2 separate regions of the Homo sapiens genome follow, and region 1 is linked to region 2. Evidence: chromatin contacts called from ENCODE Hi-C data. All regions are on one chromosome and are shown on one strand. Each heading gives the region's core, a stretch centred on a gene start or an enhancer-like site at or near the end of the contact. The rest is flanking DNA. Distances are from core to core; before and after follow the strand shown.

Region 1 (4,793 bases), core at 411-2,910, 5.6 Mb after region 2:
CTCCTCTTAGTGGAAATAAAGGAAAATCATGAGTCTTTTCAGGGGGAATTTCAGGCAGCTAGCTAGCTTTGAGAAGTAAATGAGCACCTTGACAAGCAAGAAGGTAATTGAAGCTTCAAACAAGGGCCACCCAAATAAGTTAGAGCCACAAGATGTCTGGTTCCCTATAGAAACTAAAGATAACATCTTGACCTATGTCCCTGAATTGTTTTTCACAGCTGTCACTTAGGCCTCAGATAAGGGGAAACTGAGGGCTGTTCTTTAAATTTCTTCCCAAGGGTTCTGTAAAGAGTCACACCCATAAGCCAATGCTTAACTCTCCTATCTGTGGACCCCAGGTTTTTAGACAGTCTTGCTTCCTAAGCCAATTGCAAATCACAGAATCTCTGAATCCACCTATGACCCTGCCTCAAAATGTCTCACCTTTTTGGGCCAAGCCAATGTATAGCTCCAGAGTATTTATTTATGACTTTGCCTATAACCTCTGTCTCCCCACCTTTAAAAAGCCTTACATGTAAACCATTGGGGAGTACGGGTCTTAAGCATTAGCCGACCTATTCTCCTTGCTTGGCACCCTGCAATAAATGCCTCCCTTTCTGCCGCTGCAAATCCTGGTGTCAGTGTTTGGCTTTGCTGCACTGGGTGGGCGGACCCAAGTTTGTTTCGGTAACACAAGAGGTTGACGAAATCATTAACTGAGACTTCGAAACAAATTGGAGGCGGAGAATGAACGGGCCTGAGACGCTCCACCAGCGAGTGGGCCGATGGGCTCATCAGATCAGATGGGCGTCTGTCCTGCTGCCTCAGGGCGGGGGGTGGTGGCACCCCTGAGCTCCTACTGTAGGCAAGAACTAGTCACTCCTAAACCTTCTCTATCGGATTCCCCAAGCGGCCTGGGGTGGGTAGAGATTATAGTCCCCGTTTTACAGATCAGGAAATGCAGGCTCCGTGCCATCCCAGGGCATTCCGGTAGCCAGTCACGGACAGAGAGTCAAACATGAGCCCGAGCCCGGGAGCCCATGGCAGCACGGGATTAAGTCCTCAACACGGGCCGGGGTCAGTTTTCCCATCTGACAGAGGCCCTCTGCTGCTCACAGGGGCCTGGGCTCCCACTTCTCCATCCGAACACTTGGGATGGATGTGAAGGTGGAGCCCGGAAAGGGAGGGGCGCCGCCCACCAAGTCCTGGTTCTGGCAGGCACCCTGGCCCTTGCGGGTCCTCGGTACTACACGCCGGCCCCAAGTCAGCCGCGGCCCCGGCCCGCCCTGTGGGGGCTGAACCCCAGCCCCGGCCCGATCCCTCACGGTGCAGCCAGCCCTTGGGAGGCTGCCCATGGGGATGCGCACCAACCGCAGACAGATAGGCTGGGAAGGAGAGAGAACGAGGGCCCGACCGAGCCGGTAGAGGCGGTGGGTGCCGCTAGGGGCCCCAAGTCCGCGTTCAACACAGGGGCTGGAATGAGACCGCTCCTCTGAGCGGCCGCCCACCGCACCAGTGCGCATGGGCGCACCCGGCCACCGGGCCGCCCACCCCGCCCCACGGGAGACCACGCCTCCGGCTCGCAACGGGCAAATGGGCGGAGGCCGCGGGCGGGGCGGGGCGGAGCCGGGCCCAGCTGGCCGAACCCGGGGAATGCGAGCGCCAGCCCCCGCCGCAGGCCAGTCCCAGCTGGATCTCCGGCCAGAGCCCGAGGCTGCTGCGCCGGGCGGCTGCAGCCTCCGCTCCAGCGCCCGCGCCGTGCCCTGCATCCCGGGAGCCCGGCTGGACCCGCGGCGGCTCGGCCGGTAGGAGGCGGGCGGAGGGAGGCGTGTGCTTCTGTGTGTGTGTGTGTGTGTGTTTCGGGGGGGTGTGTGCGGGTGCAGCGCGGGCCAGTGATTGCTCCGGGACCACGAATCAGTGGAGGGGGCTGCACCTCCCGCGGGCCCGGGGGGAAAGGAAGTGAGCGCTGGCTGGGGGGCGGGGTCCTGGAGCATCCGCCTGGGCCCCCTCGGCTCGTCCCCACCCCCACCCCCGGCGAGGAGTCTTTTTTTCACCTCCCTCTGGGTGTCTCCGAGTCGTTTTCCTAGTGCGGACGCGCTGGAAGCGCCTAACACCCGGGGCTAGACTGTCACTTCCTCTCATCTTCCTTACAGTTCCCCCCTTCTCTTCCCTGCTTAACCCCCCTTTCATCCCTGCAATCCACCAACCCCTTCTGGGTGCTCCACCACCCAGGCCTGGGGAAGGGGCAGGGCCGAGGCTCCTACTGCCCCAGCCTATCCGCTTCTTGGCACTACTCCCCAGGTTGAAAGGGGGCTTTTCTCCTTGACTGCAGGGCGGGCGCACGTGTGTGTGTGTGTGTGTGTGTGTGTGTGTGTGTGTGTTGCGGGAGTGTGGGGGAGTGGTCTGGGAGGGAATGGATCTTTGTTTCTCAGACCTCAGAGTTCCCACCTCTGTTCCTTTGCGTTGGGGGTCTCGGAAGACTGGCCTAGGGGACCAGAGGCGAAATAGGACAAAAGATCATTAACAGGTGCGACGTTCTCTCTCCCAGTCATTTCATGTGGTGGGATTCACCCCCAAGTTCCATACAGATCAGAAGAGTGGGGCACAGAGAAGCGAAGTCAGCTGCCCTCTCAGGATTGCTGAGCCAGAATTTGAACCCGGGTCCGCCTGGCTCTCATCCCAGAATCTTCTCCCTACACCTGTGGTTTAGAGAGAAAAGTACTGAGGGCGACTATCCCAGGACTCAGGGGAAAGAGAGATCTGGGCAGACTTCTTGGAAGAGAGGGGCTTACGGGTGAGGCTCAGCCAACTCAATGAGTCTGAGGCCTGCTGGGGGAACCACTGTGTTTTGCAAGGATTGACACCTCCCAGGGTCCTCGGGCTGGTCCTTGCTCCTGTCCCCAGGGTCTGGGGGTGGGGTGGTGTGGCTGCCTTTGCCTCCTGGGCAGGGTATGGTGGGCCCAGCTGCTGCTGCAGGCCAGGTCAGGCTAGTTGCCAGCACACAGAGGTGCTCAGGCGGGGTCTTTGCCCTGAGGAGCCTCTCTTCTGACAAGACAGGCAGTGGGTCCACAGATAAGGCCCTGTCCAGAGTTGTACCCAGTGCTGGGAGCACAAGACAGGGACTGATGGGTGCCCGGGAGCTGGGGATGAGTTCACTTGCAGATTCGTTGGGGCTGGGTCTTGAAATCCACCAAGCAGAAAAGAAAAGGCAGGTCATTGCAGCCCCAAGGAACAGCATGAGTAAAGGCCTGGCAGTGTGAAAATGAATGCTGGTGGGGTGGATTGCGGATTAGATAGGTCAGATGTGTGTCCAAGAAGGGCCACCTTTGGCTGCAGTAGTGGGTGGGCTTCCACTGAGGGCTATAAGGAGGAGGCCAAAGCAGGGAGAGGGCCCTCCCTTCTGCTCTCCTCTGCTCCCCACCCAGGGCTAGGCTTGGCAGGGGAGGAGGGACCCTGATAAAGTTTCCCAGAGCAGGGGTGCTGGGGGCAGGAGGTGCCCAGGGGCTAAGGGGCTACACAGGGTCCCAGTGCTGGGGGAAGGTAGGTGGGGCTGCCTCTGTGAGATGGGGACCACCATTGGGGGTGGAGCAGGTTGGGAGTAAGTTGACTGTTGGACAGGGTGGTTGTGAGATGCCTGTGGGTTTTTGTGGGTGACATCTGGGACACTGCTCCCAGGCCAGCACTGTCTCTGTCTGCTTCTGCGCCTGCTTTCCTGGCAGGCTGTCAGATCAGCCCTGGAGTCCTGGTCCCCAAACAGGAGGCCTCCTGCGCCCTCAGTGGGCACCCTCTCCTACCTGCAGGGCCTAAATCATGTGTCTGTTCTTTCTCTTGGCTGAGACCATCTCTGTACCTTCCTACTTGCCTATGACCTTGAGGCGGAGAACTTCCCTTTTCTGTCTCAGTTTTCTCATGTGCGGAATGGGGATAAATGCTGCCTATTCACAGGGACTCGGGGGATGATGAAGATGAACTTAGATCATGTCACTGAACGCATCTTTCTAAGTACATGGTGTCTGGTAGCCATTGTTACTAATAGCAGCTGGCAATCAGCATCACTTAGTTCCCTCCCTGGGGATGAGGGGCTGACTTTGGGAGAAGAAGGGTGGAAGGAAACAGTCCTCTCCTATTGAAACGGAAGCCTCTCTTGGCTTTAGTGGGTGAAGGGGACTTACGGGAGTGATCTGTATCTGCCTGACCAAGTCCCCTGGCTTCCCCCAAAAGCTTCTAGCCCTTGAGGAGAGGCAAGGGCTGAGCAGCCGGGAGCACCCTAGAGTACAGCATGTAAAGGTTGAACAGAAAGCCCAGCAGTGGGCCCTGGGCTCCCCCAGCTGCAAAGAGCAGGGTCTGCAACACCCCCCACCCCTCCCCAGCAGCCTCCTGGGCAGCTGGCAGCAGTCTCTCTGCAGCTGGGCTTTTCACCCGTTCTGTCTCTGTCCCCATCTATTCAAGTGTTTTGAGTGCCTTCAGAGCCCCTCCCAGGCACCTCTCAAGTGCCCTCAGAGAACTCTTCTGCCTCTCCATCCCTGGTCCCCGCTCAAAACTTTCCTGGGCTCACCGTGGTCCTGAGGCTTGGCCTTCCTGCTGCCCACCTCTGAGCCCTCCTCCAGGCTGGTGGAGACACCCTGGGATTGCCTTGCTTTAGTGCAGGCAGAGCTGCTCACTTGCCTATGAACTCAGGCTTTGCCTTTCCCTGCTCACCCAAGGCAAAGGGGCCAGGTCCCTTTGCGGTTGGAATCTGGATGTCTTAGGAAGCCAGCCTCAGGCTTGGATGGGGAAGCTGTGGATGATGTGTGCTTACCCGCAAGGGCCTGGGT
Region 2 (4,946 bases), core at 227-2,726:
GCTGACACGCTAGTGAGTCTGATCTCAAGATCACAGCCACCTGGACAAGCTGGCTTGCTTTAGACAGTTCCTCTCCCCCAGGCTCTCATCAAGGTAAGATACAAGCTTAGTTTCTTCCCAGCCAAAACTTACCAGCTCAGTGCCCCCACTCCCTCCGATCCCTAGTTCCCACACTGACTGGTGTTAATCCAGACCACCCACATGCACACTTGCCTTACAGGAAGGCTAAGTAGAATGGGGTGGCATTCGTCTTGCCCCAAGCCATGGATAAGCTACAAGGGGACAATGCCTGGTACCAACATTATCAATTATGTAAAACACTGGGAAATTGCAAAAGGGTCAGGGGATGTGTAACCTCAGAACTAAAGTGTGAAAAAGCCACTGGGAGAATGTTGTCAAAAGGGATTAAAACAAGACCAAAGAAGTACTTTTAGCTTATTACAGAGTTCATTCACCCAGGAGTCAGCTCTTTAGCCACAAGCATTGAGTTGTGCAATAAACATCTAAGTAACATCCTTCCCAATAGACGGCTGGGAACAGACAAAGGGGAGGTGCCCTGGTATGTTGTATTTTACTCATAAGAGGCACAGACAGTCGTTGGCACTCGAGAGCTGGTGGACCAGTCTGTCTGTACTTTCAACGCTGTGAAGCCATAGCCTGCGCCCACGATCCAGGGCACTGAGATACACTTACCTCCAGCCTCTTGCCAAATAGTTTCACAGCAGAAGGGAACTTTTCCTTCTTGAACCGGCCCCTTAAAAGTTTCTAGACACCTGTGCTCCAAATGCCTGCTTGATCCTTCTCAACCGGCTAAAGTCCTGCAAGGAACACAAAAATGAATAAGACCGCAGGCAGCTGACATTTCAGGAGAGGGCAGAAGCTCAAGGCCCACAGTAGGAGTCAAGCAAGAGGCAGAAGGTCCAGTGCTCAGGGCTTCAACAGCCGCATGTCAGGGAGGACGGCGGACAAGCCAGTCCCATCGCAAAGCTGCTGTGCCTGGCTCAGCACTGACAAAGAGGGAGGCGAACAACAGGTGGGGCAGGAGAAAGAGCCGCCGCGGAGCGCGGCATGGGGCCAGGAGCCGACCCCGGAGCCAGGCAGCCTTCGCCCGGGGAAGCTCCAGACAGCGCGGGGACAGAGCATCCCTCAGACGCCGGCTCGTGGGGGAGGGGGACTATCCACGCCTCCGCCCCGCCTCCCCGGAGCCCCAGCGGCCCCTCGCCTGTGAGCTGGACCCTCTCCCCACCTGCGCGCACGCCCCCTACCCCTGACCCCACCCTCGCCCTGTGAGTGGGCACCTGCTCACCTGGGCAAGCGCCCCCCACTGCGCACACCTTCCCCTGGCCTCACCTGCGCACACCTTGGCCACTCACCTGCGCACACCTCGGCCCCTCACCTGCGCCCACCTTCCCCTGGCCTCGCTTGCGCGCGCTGCTCCACGCCGCCTACCCTCTAGCCAGGGGTCGGAGTCACCCGCAGGGCAGGGGCGCCCGCCCCCGGATGATGTCAGCGATTGCCTGCCAATCGGAGGCGGACCCTGCACGCCCGGCGGCTCCGCGCCCCGTGATTGGTCGAGGAGCCTGAGCTGACTCCGGGCCCACCGCGCCCGCCATTCGGCAGCGGCCGGACTCGAGATTGACGGCCCAGGCCCCGCCCTGCCGCCCCACCGGCCCGCCCGGGCCCTAGTGGGTGGGCGCAGCCTCTGGCGCTTCTTCGGGATCCCAGCTGACCAGCTGGGGGTGGGGCGTGGCGGAGTGGCCACGTGGGCCGCGCGGAGAACGCGCCAGGCTCATCACCTGGATCATCGTGCCTCAGTTTCCCCCTCGGCAAATGGGGCTTCAGCGGCTCGCGACGCACATTGATGGAGCGTATGTCCAGGCGCCGGTGCACCGCAAGGAGCAAAACAGACACAGTTCTTGGTCCTAGGGCTCACGTCCCGGGGCGAAGAGGATCCTCCATAAACGATCAGGTAAACACATGGGTGTCAGGGAAGGCTCGCCGCTGGGAGACCGCCAAAGTGACCCGAGATGGAGTCTGGGTGGCCTGCTTATTAGGGGGGCACACCTGTGCGAGGACGGGAGGGGAGGGAGCAGCAGGACTGGGCAAAGGGAGAAGCTGAGCCACAGTGCGAGCCGGACGCACGGGCCACGTTGCGAGGGCATGACCTGGGGCGAGGCAGCCCTGGAGGAGGGGGCAGCTGAAGGTGTCTGCTGACCCCACACCCAACAGCTCGGGTAACAGGCCTTACTGTCAGAGCGATCTGGTTGCCACGTCTCTGTGGCCCTCAGAGAGACATCATGTTTTCTTTTTTCCCTGCACCTTTTTGTTTTGAAAAATGTTCAGCATACAAACAAGTTGAACGTAAAGTGAGCACGCAGATTCCTAGGTTCAGCAGGGGTGAGCAGCTGGCCACGTTTCATTTCTCTCCCTCTGTGTTTATATATGTGTATTTTTCTTTTTTCCTCCCCACTCAGCCCCCACCATTAGCTGCAGATACCGTGATACCCCCCTCCCAAATACTTCGGTATCCAACTCCTTAAGAACAAGAACCTCCTATATTACCAAAATACAATGACCACATCAGTTCAATGCTGTTATCTATTTTCCATCTCCAGTTTCCCGCGGTTGTCCCAATAATGCCCTTTACAGCCCTTTTGTTATTGTTGTTTTGTTTTGCTTTGTTAAGACGGGGGTCTCTGTCACACAGGCTGGAGTGTAGTGGCACGATCACAGCTCACTGCAGCCTTGAACTGCTGGGCTCAAGCGATTCTCTTCCCTCACCCTCCTGAGTAGCTGGGACTACAAGAGCACACCACCACACGCTATTTTTTTTTTGGTAGAGATGGGTGGGGGGGGGGGTCTCACTATGTTCCCCAAGCTGGTCTCGAACTCCTGGGCTCAAGCGATCCACCCACTGTGGCCTCCTACAGTGCTGGGACTACAGGTGTGAAGCTCTGCCCTACAGCCCTTTTTTAAACCCCAGGATCTAATCAGGGAGCCACACTGTGCATTCAGGCTATGCACTTTTTTTGGCAGGATAATATACTACATAGAGCATGTTTTATCTTGTTAGAAGGCTGTCAACCTGAAATAACCAAACAGGTCAGAATTTAGCTTAAAGAGAGTTTATTTAAGTGTATAAAGTTTGAGGACAGGCTGCCTGGGAAGCACAGATTTTAAAGAATGGAAATCAGTATTTTGAACTGTAGATGTTTGGGATCATTTATGTAGACAAATTTTAGGGAAGTTTAACAGAATTTTAACATCTTTTTATGCATAAAGTTATAATCTGACCAGCTGAGGTGGTCTTTTTTAGGTGGAAGGTATATTTAACATTTTACACTGAAGATGTAGGAGTCTGGTCTAAGTACGGGATAATAAGAGACAATCTATAATAAAGATCAGTAATTAAAAGGGGAGCAGGCCTGGTCTGTGGTCTCTCCTAGTCATTTATAAAACATGAATGATAAAGAAAAACAGCCTATAATCTAAAAGACAAAATTACAAACATGCTATGTGACCCAGTTTCTAGGACTTAACTTCCCTCTTGACATAATAAATTTATTTATTTTTATTTATTTATTTAAAGACAGGATCTTGCTCTGTTGCCCAAGTTGACCTAATAAATTTCAAGAGTCCTAAAATTTTCTTTTTTAAGACAACATATCACTGTGCTCCATGATTGATAGTGGGGCTCCGTGGTTTCTGCCAGAAGTCTCCATTTTTCCTTTTGTTATTAATGAGTAATTGGTGCAGTGATACTTTGAGACTGTAAATATGCTGTTCCCAAATGACCTTTCACCCAGTGAACTAGCATTTAATGAGGAATCTTGCCTGAATCCCTTATTTCTTGGGACAAAGTGTTAATTTTCTAATTTTATCATTCCCTCAACATTTATTAATAAATTATTTATTAGCAAGCATTCTTCTGTAGGGATTTCCTCTTTGATTTATTTTTTATCAGTATGCCCTAATGGATTTAGCTGACCGAGTTATGATCCTTACTGTATTGTCCTGTATTTAGCTAACGGGAGCCCCTTCAAATTGGCTTCTTTTTTCATATGACATGTATCTACCATCCTTTGAGTACTTACTTATTTTCTGGGACAACCAGATGTTCAAGGATCCTCCCCTTCTCTGCCCAGGCCTGGCATCAGCCATTGTTGGCAGGAGATAATTTGAGCAGATCGTGTGGATTTCAGAAGCATGAAAACTACTGTGAGGATTAAATAAGTTAGCATGTATAACATTCTGGTGCTTTTGTGGAGTTTCCAAATTGTCATGAACAAGCACTACTTTATAGACAGGAAAAAAAGTGATTCAAAATGTGAAAACGGGTATATGTACATAAGGTAAAAATAAAATCCTAAGCCCCCCATTGACCAAAGGGACCTTCTCCTGACCAAGGGGACACCAGAAAAACCTCAACACTGAATTCCCAGACATGATGGGATGGGAGGTCAGATGCGCCTGGTAATAGCCCCCTGTTTCAGAGTTTGGACACCACAACTGGCCGGCATTCATGTTAAAACAGAGATCGTAAGACTGACAGAACGGACTCTGTGGCAATAAGATACCAAATTATAAACAGGACCCAAAGCCATGCTAGGCGAGGGTAAGTCAGGCAACCCACACTTAGAGAATAAACTATATTCTAAGAGCCACAAGGCTTTCTGTTTCTCTATTAGCCAAACACACACTAGCCTTGGGATAGGGAATATTAAAACAATTGCAGCTCCACTAGGTGCCAACTAACTGACTCTGTTTCACCAGCCATAGCAGCTGTGATTGGACAAGAGACTGATTTCAGTGACTTTCTCCTAATAAGAGACCACCGACCAGCTGACCATGCCGACCAGCTGACCCGTTAATAGAGAGAGATGATGCACCTGCATGCCTTTGTGTCCTGAAAAGACGTTTTGCCATAAAGGCCCTAATTGTAAGAT

What was found. Hi-C counts contacts between places; a loop is a spot of excess contacts on that map. Pooled maps may share reads with other maps.
Region 1: a pooled map shows a loop between it and region 2 (6-fold over the local background). The contact joins the promoter of CAPN5 here to the promoter of DHCR7 in region 2. A Hi-C loop is called at or near these places in 5 of 50 pooled maps.

What each region holds. Positions count from the first base shown.
Region 1 is chr11:77,065,311-77,070,103 of GRCh38, forward strand. CAPN5 (calpain 5) reads left to right here and starts at 1,661. Exons shown (of 13, transcript NM_004055.5): 1 at 1,661-1,784. RefSeq lists an enhancer at 820-1,320 and a silencer at 1,177-1,866.
Region 2 is chr11:71,446,917-71,451,862 of GRCh38, forward strand. It overlaps DHCR7 (7-dehydrocholesterol reductase), which reads right to left and starts at 1,477. Exons shown (of 9, transcript NM_001360.3): 1 at 1,374-1,477; 2 at 694-818. It overlaps DHCR7-DT (DHCR7 divergent transcript), which reads left to right and starts at 1,612. Exons shown (of 2, transcript NR_186309.1): 1 at 1,612-1,969; 2 at 4,774-4,946. RefSeq lists a silencer at 1,144-1,783 and an enhancer at 1,509-2,010.